2 separate regions of the Homo sapiens genome follow, and region 2 is linked to region 1. Evidence: chromatin contacts called from ENCODE Hi-C data. All regions are on one chromosome and are shown on one strand. The core of a region is the stretch at or near the end of the contact, and the rest is flanking DNA. Distances in the headings are between cores, read along the strand shown.

What was found. Hi-C counts contacts between places; a loop is a spot of excess contacts on that map. Pooled maps may share reads with other maps.
Region 2: a loop to region 1 is called in a map of PC-9, with 13 times the contacts of the local background. The contact joins the enhancer-like site here to the promoter of CASP10 in region 1. A Hi-C loop is called at or near these places in 4 of 168 maps with a recorded cell type or tissue (CD4-positive, alpha-beta T cell, CD4-positive, alpha-beta memory T cell, PC-9 and 1 more), 1 of 37 single-sample maps with no recorded cell type and 10 of 50 pooled maps.

What each region holds. Positions count from the first base shown.
Region 1 is chr2:201,179,618-201,187,572 of GRCh38, forward strand. It overlaps CASP10 (caspase 10), which reads left to right and starts at 3,524. Exons shown (of 10, transcript NM_032977.4): 1 at 3,524-3,691; 2 at 6,154-6,507. The coding sequence starts at 6,161.
Region 2 is chr2:202,168,782-202,176,736 of GRCh38, forward strand. All of the region lies in intron 15 of KIAA2012, which reads left to right. Among named protein-coding and RNA genes, the nearest start is that of KIAA2012-AS1, 56 kb to the left of the region's middle. RefSeq lists enhancers at 2,119-2,937, 4,190-4,399. Within about 2 kb of position 3,872, at least 2 of the 41 ENCODE cell types and tissues checked have a DNase peak (open chromatin) inside an H3K27ac peak, as active enhancers do.

The DNA of each region.
Region 1 (7,955 bases), core at 2,274-4,773:
CAGTATATCCCTTCCTCCTCCCCCATGGCTTATGCCAATCCTTTAGGAGTCATTACTCTTTTTTTTTGGATGGAGTTTCGCTCTTGTTATGCAGGCTGCAGTGCAATGGCATGATCTCGGCTCACTGCAACCTCTGCCTCTCGGGTTCAAGTGATTCTCCTGCCTCAGCCTCCTGAGTATCTGGGATTACAGGCATGTGCCACCATGCCCGGCTAATTTTGTATTTTTAGTAGAGATGGGGTTTCTCCATGTTGGTCAGGCTGGTCTCAAACTCCCGACCTCAGGTGATTCACCCACCTCGGCCTCACAAAGTGCTGAGATGACAGGTGTGAGCCACCGTGCCCAGCCAGGAGTCATTACCCTTTAGTCTACCCAGACAGAGGGTGGGGAACTTGGACCACAGATTGTATGTCAAGGAAAGCCAACCACTGCTACCACTACCCCCTACTAATGTGGAACTAAAGCAGTAGTTGACATCCACCTCTACAAAAGGCCATGAAGGTTTTGATTGGCCCTTCACGTGCACTCAGTAGACTGCAACCAATCAGGAAAGAGATTGTAAGACGTGTTTATTCTACCACCATCAACATGCCCTCAGTAACTGTGTGTAGGAGGAAGTAGAAAATGCTGAGTACAAATATCTGCACTGCACGCCATCTCCCCTCTGTAACCTGATTCAAATGTTTCCCTGGAGCAGTAGGATAAAAGTTACAGTTTTACTTCCTGGGTCTTTATTCTACCTTTACCTTCCAGACCTAGATCAAATACTTCCTCCTCCAAGGAATGTCTGACTGATTGTCCCTTCTTAAAGCCCCTGTGGCACCAAAGTGAAGCCTCACTGTGGCATCACCACCCCCTGCCCGCAGTTACAGATGCTACACGATGTCATACTGAGATTCGGGCAATGGTAGCCCGGGGATCAAGAGCAAGGGGTTCGGAGTCAGAGAGACCCACGTTTGAGCCCTGAATTCTTGCTCATAGCTTTGGGATGGTGGCAAGATTCCTTGCCTCTCTGAATCTGGGTTTCCTCATCTATTGAATGTGGATAATAATGCCAGCTAAGGCTGGGAGTTGTTATGAGTTCATCAGAGAAGTTTAGAAATGGTAGTACCGGTCGCCATAGTTACTATGGAAAGCAGGTCACTTTGCTTTCCAATTGTGCCCAATTCAGGGCTTTGAATTGCCTGCTAAATATTTAATATTATTGAATCAAAGTTGAAAGAGTTAATATACTTTATGAACAGAGTGAGAGAAAGTGATAGTTTCAATAAGTTGCCTCCCTAAATGGCCCAATAAATTTAATATTTATAATAAAACAACTAAATAGAAGACCAAGACTTACGGCTTGTCTTTCTTCCTTTTTAAGTTATTTTCCAGAAAATAATATTTATATTTTAAGTTAAAGTAACTGCAAATTGGAAACCACAGGGGGAGCCCCAGGCTGGGACAAATAATGACTAGCCTGGTCCCAACAGAACAGGCAAAGAAGGTGGTCCCTACACTCTTTATGGTCAGTTGGGGCCCCCTCCTCACTCTGCTGCAGCATTCTAGGGTCAGGGCCCCACCTTCCCTGGAACTGGGGTAGTGAGTAACCCAGCCTGCTGTGCTCCGGCCCCCCTTTCCCAAGAAGGTTTTTTTTTTTTTTTTTTTTGAGAGAGTCTTTCTCTGTCGCCCAGGCTGGAGTGCAATGGCACGATTTTGGCTCACTGCAACCTCTGCCTCCCGGGTTCAAGCGATTCTCCAGCCTCAGCCTCCTAGTAGCTGGGATTACAGGCATGTGCCACCAAGCCTGGCGAATTTTATGTTTTTAGTTGAGATGTGGTTTCACCATGATGGCCAGGCTGGTCTTGAACTCCTGACCTCAAGCAATCTGCCCACCTCAGCCTCCCAAAGTGCTGGGATTACAGGTGTGAGCCACTGTGCCTGGCCAGGACTTGTCTTTTTCTTTTCTTTTTTTTTTTGAGAAGGAGTCTTGCTCTGTAGCCCAGGCTGGAGTGTGATGGCGTGATATCCGCTCACCGCAACCTCCACCTCCTGCCTTCAAGCGATTATCCTGCCTCAACCTCCCGAGCAGCTAGGATTACAGGTGTGTGCCACCACGCCCAGCTAATTTTTTGTATTTGTAGTAGAGACAGCGTTTCACCATCTTGGCCAAGCTGGTCTCGTGATCCGCCTGCCTCAGCCTCCCAAAGTGCTGGGATTACAGGCGGGAGCCACTGCACCTGGCCCCAGGACTTGTCTTTCTTAAGCACAGAAGTTCTCTGAATGATGCCTAGGACATGGAAAGGACATTTTAATACATTTGCTAATCAAAGCATCATAAATCTTGCTTTTTTTCCCCATAGATAAAACATCTTTCTAAGACTCTGTACCTCTTTCCAGAGTGCTGCACATTTGAGTTAGCTTAATTATAGTGTAGTGACTTTGATCCAAACTTGCTGGTTTAAATCTTGGCTCTTCCAGCCGCTCACTGTGTGACCTTGGGCAAATTAATTAACCTTTCTGTGCCTTAGTTTTCACATGTTAAAGCAGCAGTCATAGTAATAGTATTTATCTTACAGTGTTGTTGGGATGGTGAAATGAGTAAATATTTGTAAATGCCCTGGCACATGGTAGTTGCAATATTAGTGTGCAGTATTGTTTTTATGATTAGAAATAATGTCTTCAAAGTCTCACTTTCCTGCTGGTTTGAATGTGCTGTGAGAACACATACTGTCAGTTTTGCCTACCACAAATTTGTTGAGTCTCTTGCAGGTACCTCCAAATGGGCTTGTAATTCACCATCCCCACTTTTCTTTTTTTTTTCCTTTCTTTTTCTTTTTATTTCTTAATTTCTCCCACAAAGACTGAAAGTGAATCCCCACTTTTCTTTTATCTTTTAAAAATTTTATTTGTGGGCCGGGCACGGTGGCTCCATGCCTGTAATCCCAGCACTTTGGGAGGCCAAGGAGGGTGGATCACAAGCTCAGGAGTTCGAGACCAGCCTGGCCAACATGGTGAAACCTCGTCTCTACTAAAAATACAAAAAATTAGCCGGGCGTGGTGGCGCATGCTTGTAATCCCAGCTACTCGGGAGGTTGAGGCAGGAGAATCACTTGAACACAGGAGGCAGAGGTTGCGGTAAGTGGAGATCGCTCCATTGTTTATTTGCATGTGGACATAAGAAAGGGTTAACATGGCCGACAACTATTTCATGAGCTTTTTGGCTTTATTTGAAAAGTGAAGTGTGTTTGGGGAAGGAGTTGGTTAGGAAAACAGATGCTTCCCTTTTTGACTTACCAAGGAAATGGAGATCCAAAGGAAAGCCTGAAGCACTTTGTGGCTTCCACGGGTTCGTTTCTAGGAAGCTTTTGCTTTACCTGGGGAAACCCCAAGCTCTACAGTGAGAAAGTTGTAAATTAGCCTTTAGGAGACGCTGTTTGTCAAAGTTATCTTAACCCTGGAAAAGGGGAGGGAAAAAGGCAGATAAGCAGTGATGACATCAGCAGGAAACTAGTATCAGGCTACCCAGTCCTGAAGATTCAGTTTTCACTTAAACAACCAGCAAGTCTTGAAGTCTCTTCCCAAGCAAATGGGAGCTTCTTTGGACCTTGGAGCACACAGAGGATTCTACTTTCTTTAAAACTTTGTTTTCAGGCAATTTCCCTGAGAACCGTTTACTTCCAGAAGATTGGTGGAGCTTGATCTGAAGGTATGTAATTAACAACCCTTCTTACTCCAGAGTCTCATGCTTGAATCTTTTCCTTTGCTTCATGGCTTCGTGTTGTAGAAACTTGCAAAAACTTGTCAGCAATGGCACTATTTTTTCTTAGATTTCTTTGTCATGCCTGGGAAAACAAAAGTTAAAAAATCCGGAAGCCTCCAACATAGCCTTTTACCGGGGCAGAAATATGTTAGCTCACAGAGACAAAGTTTGGTAGACTCACTAAAACTAGAGATCAGAATTGTCAAGAAACCACAAGGCAAATGCTAGATGCGGTAGAATAGAAAGGTGTCTCCAATAAACCACTCATTTGACCTCAGGGCTAGTAGCAGGGAAGATCCCCTGGATTATCACATTAAAAATGACATTTTTTTGTTTCTTTTAACACCAAAAGTAATGTGTATGCTCACATATGCATAAAATTTGAGAAATTCAATTGGAAGCCCAGAAGGAAATTTGTATTATCTATAGTTATGTCACCTCGATATAACCACTGTTTGTTATGGAGGTTTTGATTTTTGCTGTGTCTTCCTTCCTTTATTTATTTATTTATTTATTTATTTATTTATCTATTTATTTATTTGAGACGGAGTCTCCCTCTTTCACCCTCCAGCACTCAAGCTGGAGTGCAGTGGCACAATCTTGGCTTACTGCAACTTCCGCCTCCCAGGTTCAAGCAATCCTCCCATCTCAGCTTCCTATGAAGCTGGGACCACAGGCATACACCACCAAGCCCAGCTAATTTTTGTATTTTTTGTAGAGACGGGGTTTCACCGTGTTGCCCAGGCTTGTCCCGAATTCCTGGCCTCACAGTGATCCACCTGCCTCAGTCTCCTGAAGTGCTTCTCTGATTATAATGAAATTTAGTATGTAGAATACCATAGTTTATAGACTAGTCAGATGGAAACATTGACTCATGTAATTTTTATCTTCCTTCGCTGATTTGAGCAACTCTTGTCTAAAATCACCCTTTCCTTCTGAGGTCTAGGAGGTTTTTTTGTTGTTGTTTTGTTTTGTTTTTGAGGCAGGGTCTTGCTCTGTCACCCAGGGTGGAGTGCAGTGGCACAATCATGGCTCACTGGAACCTCCATCCCCGGGGCTCAAATGATCCTTCTGCTTCAGCCCTCTGAGTAGTTGGGACCACAGGCGTGCACCACCATGCCTGGCTAATTTTTGTATTTTTTGTAGAGATGGGGTTTTACCACGTTGCCCAGTCTGGTCTTGAACTCCTGGCCTCAAGTGATCCACCCGCCTTGGCCTCCCAAAGTGCTGGGATTATAGGCGTAAGCCATGACACCCCACCTGTTCCTTCCTTTATAAAGTATTTTCTTGTTTCTAAAAATAGCCAAGTTCTGCATATTGACTACATACCTCAAGTGCTTATAGAATAAATAGTATTACAATGAAAATTTTATCACTGCATTGCTCCTCTGATTATGATGAAATTTAGTATAGAGAATAGCATAGTTTATAAACTGATCAGATGGAAACATTGACTCATGTAATTTGTTTTTTTTTAGTGAAAACAAGTTTATTAGAGAAGTAAAGAAACAAAAGAATGGCTACTCCATAGACAGAGCAGCCGACTCATGTAATTTTTAACTTCCTACACTGATTTGAGCAACTCTTGTCTAAAACCACCCTTTCCTCCTGAGGTCTAGGATATTTTATTTATTTATTTTTCTTTTTGAAACAGGGTCTCACTCTGTCACCCAGGGTGAAGTGCAGTGGCATGATCATGGCTCACTGCAACCTGTGCTCCCCAGGCTCAAATGATCCTTCCATCCTCGGCCTCCTGAGTAGTTGGGACCACAGGCATGTGCCACCATGCCCTGATAATTTTTTGTATTTTTAGTAGAGACCAGGTCTCGCCATGTTGCTCAGGCTTGAGGTCTAGGATTATGCCTTCCCTTTCTGTAAGATAAAGGCCTGCCCTCTTACAGGTAGCAGTCTGAAGTTAAGATGTAACACACATACCTCACGGTACCTTGCTGTCTTTGGGTTGATAGATCATAAGGATAACCCTGCCTCCCCCAGATTGCTTTGTGTCTAAAACTTAAAGCATAGAGCCAAGTGCTATTTCTGCCACGTGCTGGAAATGAATGTAAGGGCTCCAATCAGGCTACCAGGCTTGAGAAAAATTGTGCTGTGTCCCTCCATCTTAACTTTCTCTCTCTGGGAACATTTTGATTTGGGAGAAATCAAGGTGAATTGAATTCCAATATAAGCACCCTCCAAGTTTCCTAAAAAGTAACTTGCAAGTGTTGGGGAAAAGTTTTCTGGGCTGTTGCTTTTTGAAGTAGCCTCGCCGTAATTTTTATTTTTCAGCACTTCTAGGAAAGTCTAATGCCCAGAACGGAGAAGGTTGTGGTGAGGGGAGGGCCTGGGAAGTCAGGGGGCCATATGTCCTCACTCTCTAACTCCCTGCCCCACCTCTCTGTCCCTTTCAGGCTGGCCATGAAATCTCAAGGTCAACATTGGTATTCCAGTTCAGATAAAAACTGTAAAGTGAGCTTTCGTGAGAAGCTTCTGATTATTGATTCAAACCTGGGGGTCCAAGATGTGGAGAACCTCAAGTTTCTCTGCATAGGATTGGTCCCCAACAAGAAGCTGGAGAAGTCCAGCTCAGCCTCAGATGTTTTTGAACATCTCTTGGCAGAGGATCTGCTGAGTGAGGAAGACCCTTTCTTCCTGGCAGAACTCCTCTATATCATACGGCAGAAGAAGCTGCTGCAGCACCTCAACTGTACCAAAGAGGAAGTGGAGCGACTGCTGCCCACCCGACAAAGGGTTTCTCTGTTTAGGTGAGGACGGGTCTGTGGTGGAGATGGGAGGATCTCCCATCTAGTGTTCATTCTGGCCATTGGGCTTTGAAAGGAAGCTGCAGTTAAGATCTTTTGGTTATCTACCTCCTTGGATGATAAACCAGGAGATTCTAAACCTCCTTCTCAGCCTCTGATGCTAATGAGATAAGAGTTGGGAGGTCAGCAAAGCTTCAAGACCAAGCCCTGGGCCCAGAGGTGGCTTCCCTTTGTTTTGCTTCTCACTAGCAGTGAAGCCCACCTCAGTGTGGCAGAGCCCGTGTTTTCCCTGCTTACCAGCGGCTACACGTGCAGATCTTCTCCCTCCTGGGATCCACTAGTCTGTCTACCTGTTTCCCGGGGTCTTGAGAAGAGAGTAATGCATACTTGGAGTGAAATAAGCAAGATGAAAAAAGAGATGTGTTTCTGGGGTAGGGAGGGATGTCATTTATGCCATGTCTAGTTATAGAAATTTCTATATTTTTGGGTGGGAATCCAGAAAGGTAAAAACAGGCATTTTGCCCAAAGAGGTAAAATTTAGGCATTGGTCTTATCATGGATGACAGCGTTTTATTTTTATTTTGAGACAGAGTCTCGCTCTGTCACTCAGGCTGGAGTGAAGTGGCACCATCTCAGCTCACTGCAACCTCCGCTTCCTGGGTTCGAGCGATTCTCCTGCCTCAGCCTCCTGAGTAGCTGGGACTACAGGCACCCACCACCACACCTGGCTAATTTTTGTATTTTTAGTAGAGACAGGGTTTCCAACATGTTGGCCAGGCTGGTCTGGAACTCCTAGCCTCAAGTGATCCACGCACCTCGGCCTCCCAAAGTGCTGGGATTATAGGTGTGAGCCACTGTGCCAGGCTGATGACAGTGTTTAAAATTGTTCACTGACATAGTGTCCACATCAGAGAACCTCACGAAGAGGAGCCTTTGGAGGGTGTTTTATGGTCTCTGCGATTAGAACACATTAAGCCTTAGCGGTGGAACTGGCTTCCAGAACCTGAGTTGCCCTTGAGTCAGTGGAAGGAATGATGAATTCCAGAAATCCATATTTCCATTCTGCTGGCTAAACATCTGAGGGACAGTCTCTGACACATAGGGGTGTTAGTATGTGGATGAAATCCTCACTGTTTCTGGTTGTGGATTATATCTCGAAGCTGGGGTAGTTTTCTTCCCTTTTCAATATACAACCGACTGTACCTTGGCTGGCCTGGGGTCCTATCTACCAAGGGCCTGTAAAGTAAGCCTGAATTTCTTGATGGAATCAGGAGATGGGAAGGCATGTCAGAATTGTGTTTTATGCCTTTTTTTTTTTAAATATGCCTTCTTAGTGTGGTGAAAAACAGCATTAGACTTGGAGTCAGAAGGCCTGCTTCTACCACTTACTGTGTTATCTTTATTTAAACAAGTCACTTAGAAACTGAAAGTTTTCATTTTTTGAACCTATA
Region 2 (7,955 bases), core at 2,622-5,121, 990 kb after region 1:
GGGAACCCTGCATGAGGTGCAGGGGGTCCTTAAGGAGCAGCCTGGAACAATGTGGGGGTGGGGACGAAAGGCAGGTATTGTGGAAATTCTCAGAAACAAATAAGCCATTTCCATCATTTCTGTTCTGTCAAAAAAAGGAGGCCCAGAGCCCTATTGCCTTATTCAAGAGACAGATGTGTAGTAGATAGGATGTTGGTACAACTGTTCTAACAAAGGCCAAAGTAAAGTGACTTCAAACGAGATGGAAGGGTTATTCCTCTCTGATGGAAAAGTCTGAGCTGGCAGGCAGGGGGTCCCTGGGATCCATGAAGTCTAATTCAATTGCACAAATGCTTAATTGGGTGGCTACTAAGTACCACCTATAGCCCCATGTGTTATGTGAGCTGCTTGAAGGCAAGGATCATGCCTTATTCAGGCCTGGTAAATGTTTCCTAAATGAATGAATGAGTCAAATGTATGAATGAATGAATATGCTAAGTATTCAAAGGATTCAAAGATGACAAAACCAAGTTTCCTACCCTCAAGGCCTCACAGTGAAGACTTCAACTGCAGGCATGATGTTCACTGTGAGGAAACAGTGCCTCCCAGGGTTACTAAGGTCACAGCCCTCTAACTAGGGTGCAGTCAAGGAACCTACAGCCACCAGCCAGAACCTGCACCTTCACCATAGACCCAGAAGCAGCCAACAGGCAACAGGTAACTAATGCTGATGGGGAAGGAGGACACTGGCTCTGTCAGCTTCTCAGTGAGTGTCCCAGCAGCCAATGCCCTCATTAACCTGATAAGGCTGGTCTAATTCGTGGCTAGTGTACCAAGTCGTTTCATCATAGTGCAGTCTAGACCAGAGATTTTTGTAAGAACCACCTATCTAGACCCATTCTAGCTAGCACCTGGGAGCTTATTAGAAAAGAGAATCTGGGGTCTCACCCCAGACCTGCCTGTTAACAAGGTCCTCAAGTGATTCGTATGCCCACTGATGTCTGGGAAACACTGAAATCTATTCATCGAGGAAACTGGGTTTCAGATTCAAAAGACATGGATTCCTTTACCAGCTGTGCCTTTGATTAAGTCTGTAGTTTAGGGAAGGGCGGATTGCTTCTCTGGGCCTTGGTCTCCTTTCCCATAAACCAAGGAGGTCGGGATGGATCATCTCTAGGGCCCCATCCCATTCTCATGCTCTGGCCGTCTATGAGTCGCTCAGGCTTGCACAGTGGTAGGCTGTAGATCCAGGACTGGGGCGGGGCCTCCTTCCCAAGCTCATCCCCCACCCCCACTTCCGGGGAAGGCTGGTCTGCCACCTTCACTGTGTCCTACATAAATCTCTTCTACCACCCAGCCTCCCTCAGGTGACAGCCTGGGAGGAGGCCATCCCTGTGCCATTTGTGAGCCCTGGCTCAGTGCAGCAACAAGTGAGTGAGAGCTCAATGGGTCAAGATGGGAGCACTGCTTTGCCACGGTTCTCTGGCATGGCATGAGGACTCCATAAACCTCTGGGCCTCTGGAGGCTTCCACTTCCTGATCTGAAAATAACAAAATTGACCTTCCAATCTCTGTTTCTCACTTTCTGTGATTCAATGACATTGGAACTGTTTCTGTTAAGGGGAAAAGCAGAATCCACGGTGCTACCACTGAGATAGCTCCATGGTTCAGCCTCCAGGTTCAGGCCGTCTTAAGTCTTTAACCACCGACTGCATGAATGGAAGCTTCCATTATTCACTCAGCATACACTTGCTGATCCCTACTAAGTTTCATAGCCTTCATGGTTGGATAAAACACACTCCTTACTGCAGCTCCCGCTTTGGTGGAGGAAACAGATATGTGTGCAGACAGCTCCAGTGAGTGGAGTGTGATCAGTGCTCTAAGAGAATACAGGAAGGACAACTGATCCAGACCGGGGCAGAAATCTGATCCAGATAGAGAGAAATCAGGTAGGGCTTCCTGTAGGAGGTAATGGCTGACATGAAGGAAGGCATTTACGAACCTAGACTGCGTTCACCCATTTGTGATGAAGACATCAAGAGAAGGCAGCAGTTCACACTCCCTGTGTGCCAGGCACCAGGCTATGCATTTTCTGTAAAGTGCCTCATTTAACTTTTATACTAATCCTGTAAAGAAGCAGGCCTTGGTATCCCTATTTGTCAGATGAGACAATTGAGGCACAGAGTGGTTAAGTACCACATCCTTGCTCGCAGAGCTGGGCAACAGTGAGGCTGACCTCCCCAGGCTGTCTGCATAGATTAATGCTGGATGTTAACAGCTATCAAAAAGAGGGTTCGCCCCCCACGGGAGAAAACAGCAAGGTCCGGGGAAATAGAGATTTAAAGAAATACTACACACACACACACACACACACACACACAGACATATACACACACACATTCATACATAGACACACACACAGACACATATACACAGACACACATGCACACACACACACACACACCCCAACTAGAGAAATATGAATGAAAAGATTCTTCAAGCAGTTTTTTTAAAGGGAATAAAAAGGTGTGGCCAATCGGGGAGGGAGGCCAAAGTGGTCCAGCAGTGCGGCATCTGCGCCTCCGCGGCGGCAGGGGCCCCGCAGCAGGCGCGCTGGGAGCAGCTTCTCTCGGGGCCTGCCGCGTTTATGGCTTCAATAGCGCCGCTCCGGGTCCCCGCGGCGTCGGAGAGGCTTCTGCCTAGCGCCTCTCTGCTGCGCGAGGTCGTCCCGGCCTTACAAAAGGAGCTCCTCGCTGGTGAGCTCAAGACCCCAGGCGGGCTCTCCCCGAAGGGTCACTTCTCCGAGTGTGTCGCCTCCTTTAGTCTTTTCTTTTCCTCTCTGTGGTGGCTTGTGATGTCTCTAACGCTGGGGCCTCCTATGGACTCCATCCCGAGATGGAGACTGGCAGAGCTAGAAGGTCTAAACATCTGAAAAGCAGGCACGCATAGTCCCTGGGGAGAAGGCAGGGAGGCAGGCAAACCCCTGGAGTGCCACCCAAACAATTGGACTTTTTAATTGATACTGTTTTATTTTGGCCAATTTTCCACTTAGGGGTGGAGAAAAGGGAAGTAATTTTTGGCATTTACTTTTTTTTTTTTTTTTTTTGGAGACAGAGTCTTACTCTGTTGCCCAGGCTTGAGTGCAGTGGCGTGATGGCTCACTGCAACCTCCGCCTCCCAGGTTCAAGCAAGTCAGCCGCCTCAACCTCTCGAGTAGCTGGGATTGCAGGCGCCTGCCACCACGCCCTGCTAATTTTTGTATTTTTAGTAGAGACGGGTTTTCGCCAGGCTGTTTGCGGGCTTACGCCCGCGTCGGCCTCCCAAACTGTTGGGATTACAGGCGTGAGCCACCGCGCCTGGCCATTTTTGGCATTTACTATGAAGCAAGACGTAATGCTAGGTGCTTTATGTACTTTGAGCTTATTTTATCCTCACTATAACCTTATGAGGCAAAGTGCATTGTTTCTATTCCACAGATGAGGAAAATGAGGCTCAAAGAGGTTAGGTAACTTGCCCAAGGGGCACACAGCCAGTAAGTGGAGAAGCTGAGAGATGAACCCAGGTTTCTATGACTCCATGCTCCTTGAATCTTTGAGTTGTGATGCCATCCCTGTGTTTCTGAGAGGAAATAGTAAAAAGTCAGGGAAACATCACGAAATTATGGCAGTATGTTTTTTAAGCCAGCATGAATCTTGGAGGTGATCTAGAAGTTCTTTTATATTATGGATGAAGAAACCTGAGGCCTACAAGTCAAGAGAATCGTGCATGACAACTAATTATTAAAACCAGGGTAACTGGAGTCTGCCCAGTGTTAGTGGTTATCTAGTTCAGTTCAGTTCCGTTCAGGTCAGTTTCGTTTTGAAGACTTTTCCTTGGGCAGTTTCCAGCTTCAGGAATAAACAGCTCCAGAAGGAGCAAGTGTAATGATTGCCTGACCTGTGCAAAGAAGTGAGGAGTAGCCAGTGCTGGAAAAGTTCCTCCTAACACTGTGGAGAAAACAGGGAGACCAGAAGTGTGTGCCCAGGAGTCCTGGTGGTGCCACTCACCAGAATCTACAGCCTGGAAGATGGCACCATGCAAAGGTCTGGGGCTCCTTGCTCCCCACATTGCCCAGTATGATGCCTGCACAGTCATGGCACAGCACACTGCCAGGCCCTGCTATCTGCAGCCTGCAGTACTAGGTGCAAAATATTCTGCTAGTCCTTAGCACCTACATGACCTAACTCTGGTACTGCTCTATTTTTCCTCTGGGAAGTATTTCAAAGTTCTCCTTCATATTGGAAGAGGAGGAAGTAGGAAGTGGTGCACGCTTAAGAATGTTTCTGGTTTACTCCTACACAGCCCAGACTGGGGAAGTCCCCCGGGAAGTCCCCCAGAGTCCCAGAGAACAGCAGTCGTCCCTTGATTCTGAAAATTCTCTTCACCTTCCAGGAAGAAAAGCTCATTTCTAACAAGAGACCTAAATTTGTCAAAACCCAAAAGCAGCTAAAACTAGAGATAAGGACAACATAAGAAAGGAAAATTATAGGCCGGGCCTGGTCACTCACGCCGGTAATCCCAGCACTATGGGAGGCCAAGGCGAGCGGATCACCTGAGGCTGGGACTTCGAGACCAGCCTGACCAACATGGAGAAACCCCGTCTCTACTAAAAATACAAAATTAGCTGGGCGTGGTGGCACGTGCCTGTAATCCCAGCTACTCAGGAGGCTGAGGCAGGAGAATCGCTTGAACCCGGGAGGCAGAGGTTGCAGTGAGCCAAGATAGCACCATTGCACTCCAGCCCGGGCAACAAGAACGAAACTCCATCTCAAAAAATAAAATAAAAAAAGGAAAATTATAGACCAATCTCACTTATGATCAAACATACAAAACTCCTAAATAAACTATTAACCAATCAAATTCTTAAGCTTATATTTTTAAAAGTATTAACAATACACACAACTGAATTTGGTTTATCACAAGAATTCAAAGAGGGTCTAACATATGAAAATATATTTATAATCCACACTAAGAGGTTAGTGGGGAAAAGCCTTAGGGTCATCTCAATAGATGCAAAAGGAAAAAAATAAAATTCACCCATTCCCAATTAAAACTTATCAGACTAAGAATAGAAGAGGGCTTCTTGATTTTGACAAAGAGTATCCATGAAAAACCTATAGTAAACATCACACTTGAATACTTGAATGGTAGAACTTGAGAAGCATTCTTTTTTTTTCTTTTTTGAGACACAGTTTTGCTCTTGTCGCCCAGACTGGAGTGCAACGGCACGATCTCGGCTCACTGCAACCTCTGCCTCCCAGGTTCAAGCAATTCTTCTGCCTCAGCCTCCCAAGTAGCTGGGATTACAGTTGCTCACCACCGCACCTGGCTAATTTTTTGTATTTAGTAGAGATGGAGCTTCACCATGTTAGTCAGGCTGGTCTCGAACTCCTGACCCCAGGTGATCCACCCTCCTGGGCCTCCCAAAGTGCTGGGATTACAGGCATGCGGCACTGCGCCTGGCCAAGAAGCATTCTCTTTAGAGACAGGACTAGGACAAGGATGTCCTCTATCAGTGATTCTATTCAACATTGTACTAGCAATGCTAGCCAGAACGGTAAAGAAACCAAAAAAAGGAAAGATGAAAGGATAGGAAGGAGGAAAATGACACTGGTATTATTTCCAGACTATATTATTACTTATATGGAAAATTCAAGGGACTCTACAGACAAGACATTAAAAGACAAAAGAATTCAGCAAGATTACTAAATACAGATCAATACACAGAAATCAATTGTGTAAAAAATAGTGTTTGAAAACATAAAGCACAATTTAAAAATAGAATTTAAAAGGAATTGTTATTATGGAAAACTGCAAACATACACAGAAGTGAACAGAGCAGCACAGTGAATCCCATATACCCATCTCTTGGCCAGTGTTGTTCACCTGTATCTCCAACTCCTTTCTCTCTCCCATGTTATTTTGAAACAAATTTTAGGCTCATATCATTTTATTCATATATACTTGAGAACATATCTCTCAAAGATGAGAAATGACTTTTTTTATTATTATTATACTTTAAGTTTTAGGGTACATGTGCACAATGTGCAGGTTAGTTACATATGTATACATGTGCCATGCTGGTGCGCTGCACCGAGAAATGACTTTTAACATAATCATGATACCATTATTACACCCAAAATTTAAATAATTCTTTAATATAATTGAATATTCAGTCAGTTTTCAAAGTTCAAATTGTCCCATAATTATTATAATTGTTTTGGAATTTGCAAACCAACTGTTTACAATTGGTTGATATGACCTTTAAATCTCATTGAATTTATAAGTTCCCTTCCATTTCTTTTTTTTCCCCCTTTTAGTGTATTTGTAGGAAATTGGGTCACTTGTCTTGTTGAGTTTCAATCTAGACTTTGCTGATTGCGTCCTCATAGTGTAGTTTAACATGTTTCTCTGTCTTCCACATGTCCTGTAAGTTAACACTTGGGTCTAGAAACTTGATCAGATTCCGGTTTGGTTTGGTTTTTCCTTTTGGCAGTCTATAAATTCAGTGCAATTTCAATTTTAAAAATCCCCAACAGGGTTTTTGGCAGAACATGATTAGCTGATATTAAAATTCATATAGAAAAGCCAGAAATAGTTGTCATGGTCTGAATGTTTGTGTCCCCCAAAAATTCACATGCTGAAACCTCATCACCAATGTAAAGGTATTTGGAGGTTGGGCCTCTGGGAGGTGATTAAGTCATGAGGGCAGAGCCCTCATAAATGAGATTAGTGCCTTTACAAAAGAGGCCCCAGAGAGCTATCTTGCCCCTTTTATCATGTGAGGACACAAAAGAAGGTGCCCTCCATGAACCAGAAAGTGAGACTTCCCCAGACACTGAATGTCCCCAGACACTGAATGTTCCAGCACCTTGATCTTGAACTTTCCAGCCTCTAGACCCACAAGAAATAAATTTCTGTTGTTTCTAAGCTACCCAGTTTATGGTATTTTGTTATAGCAGCCTGAACAGACTAAGATATTAGCCAGTATAATTTTGAAAAAAAATAAAGTGGAAGTTTGCCCTGACAAATATAAAAACTTATTTTAAAGCTGTAAAAAATAAAACTGTGTGCTATTGGCTTAGAGACAGACAGAAGAGAATAGAGAATCCAGAAATAAATGTGCCCACATATGGAAACTTGATATATGGCAATGGCATTATAAAGGGAAATAGTGGAGAAAGGATGATCTATTATTCACTATATAATTTTGAGACAACTGGTTATGCAATTTTAAAATTCTCACCTCACAAAATATCAGGTGTATTCAGGAGCTTAATGTCAAAAAGCAAAATTTAACTTTTAGAGGAAAATATAGCAGAATATTTTTATGAATTTTGGAAAGGAAAAAACTTTTTACCTATTATTCATAACACAAACCATAAAGAAAATTATTGATAAATCTTTTTTTTTTTTTTGGGACGGAGTCTCGCTCTATTGCCCAGAAAGTGCAATGGCATGATCTTGGCTCACTGCAACCTCTGTCCCCTGGGTTCAAGCGATTCTGCTGCCTCAGCCTTCCAAGTAGCTGGGATTACAGGTGTGTGCCACCAGGCCCGGCTAATTTTTGTATTTTTAGTAGAGACAGGGTTTCACCATGTTGGCCAGGCTGGTCTCAAATTCCTGAACTCAAGTGATCAGCCTGCCTTGGCCTCCCAAAGTGCTGGGATTACAGGTGTGAGCCACTGTGCCCCGCCAATGAATCTGACTATATTAAAGTTTGAAGTTTTCAACAAGACAACATGAAGTTAAAAGCCAAATTGCAGATTAGAAGGAGATACCTGCAATGCATGTAACCAACAAAGCATTAGTAACCAAAATGCAGCAGCATTTCTTCCCTCTACAAATAGGGAAAGAAAAAGACAATCAACCCAAAGGAAAAATGAGCAAATGATGTGAACAGGCAACTAACAGAAGAAGAAACACAAATAAATGGC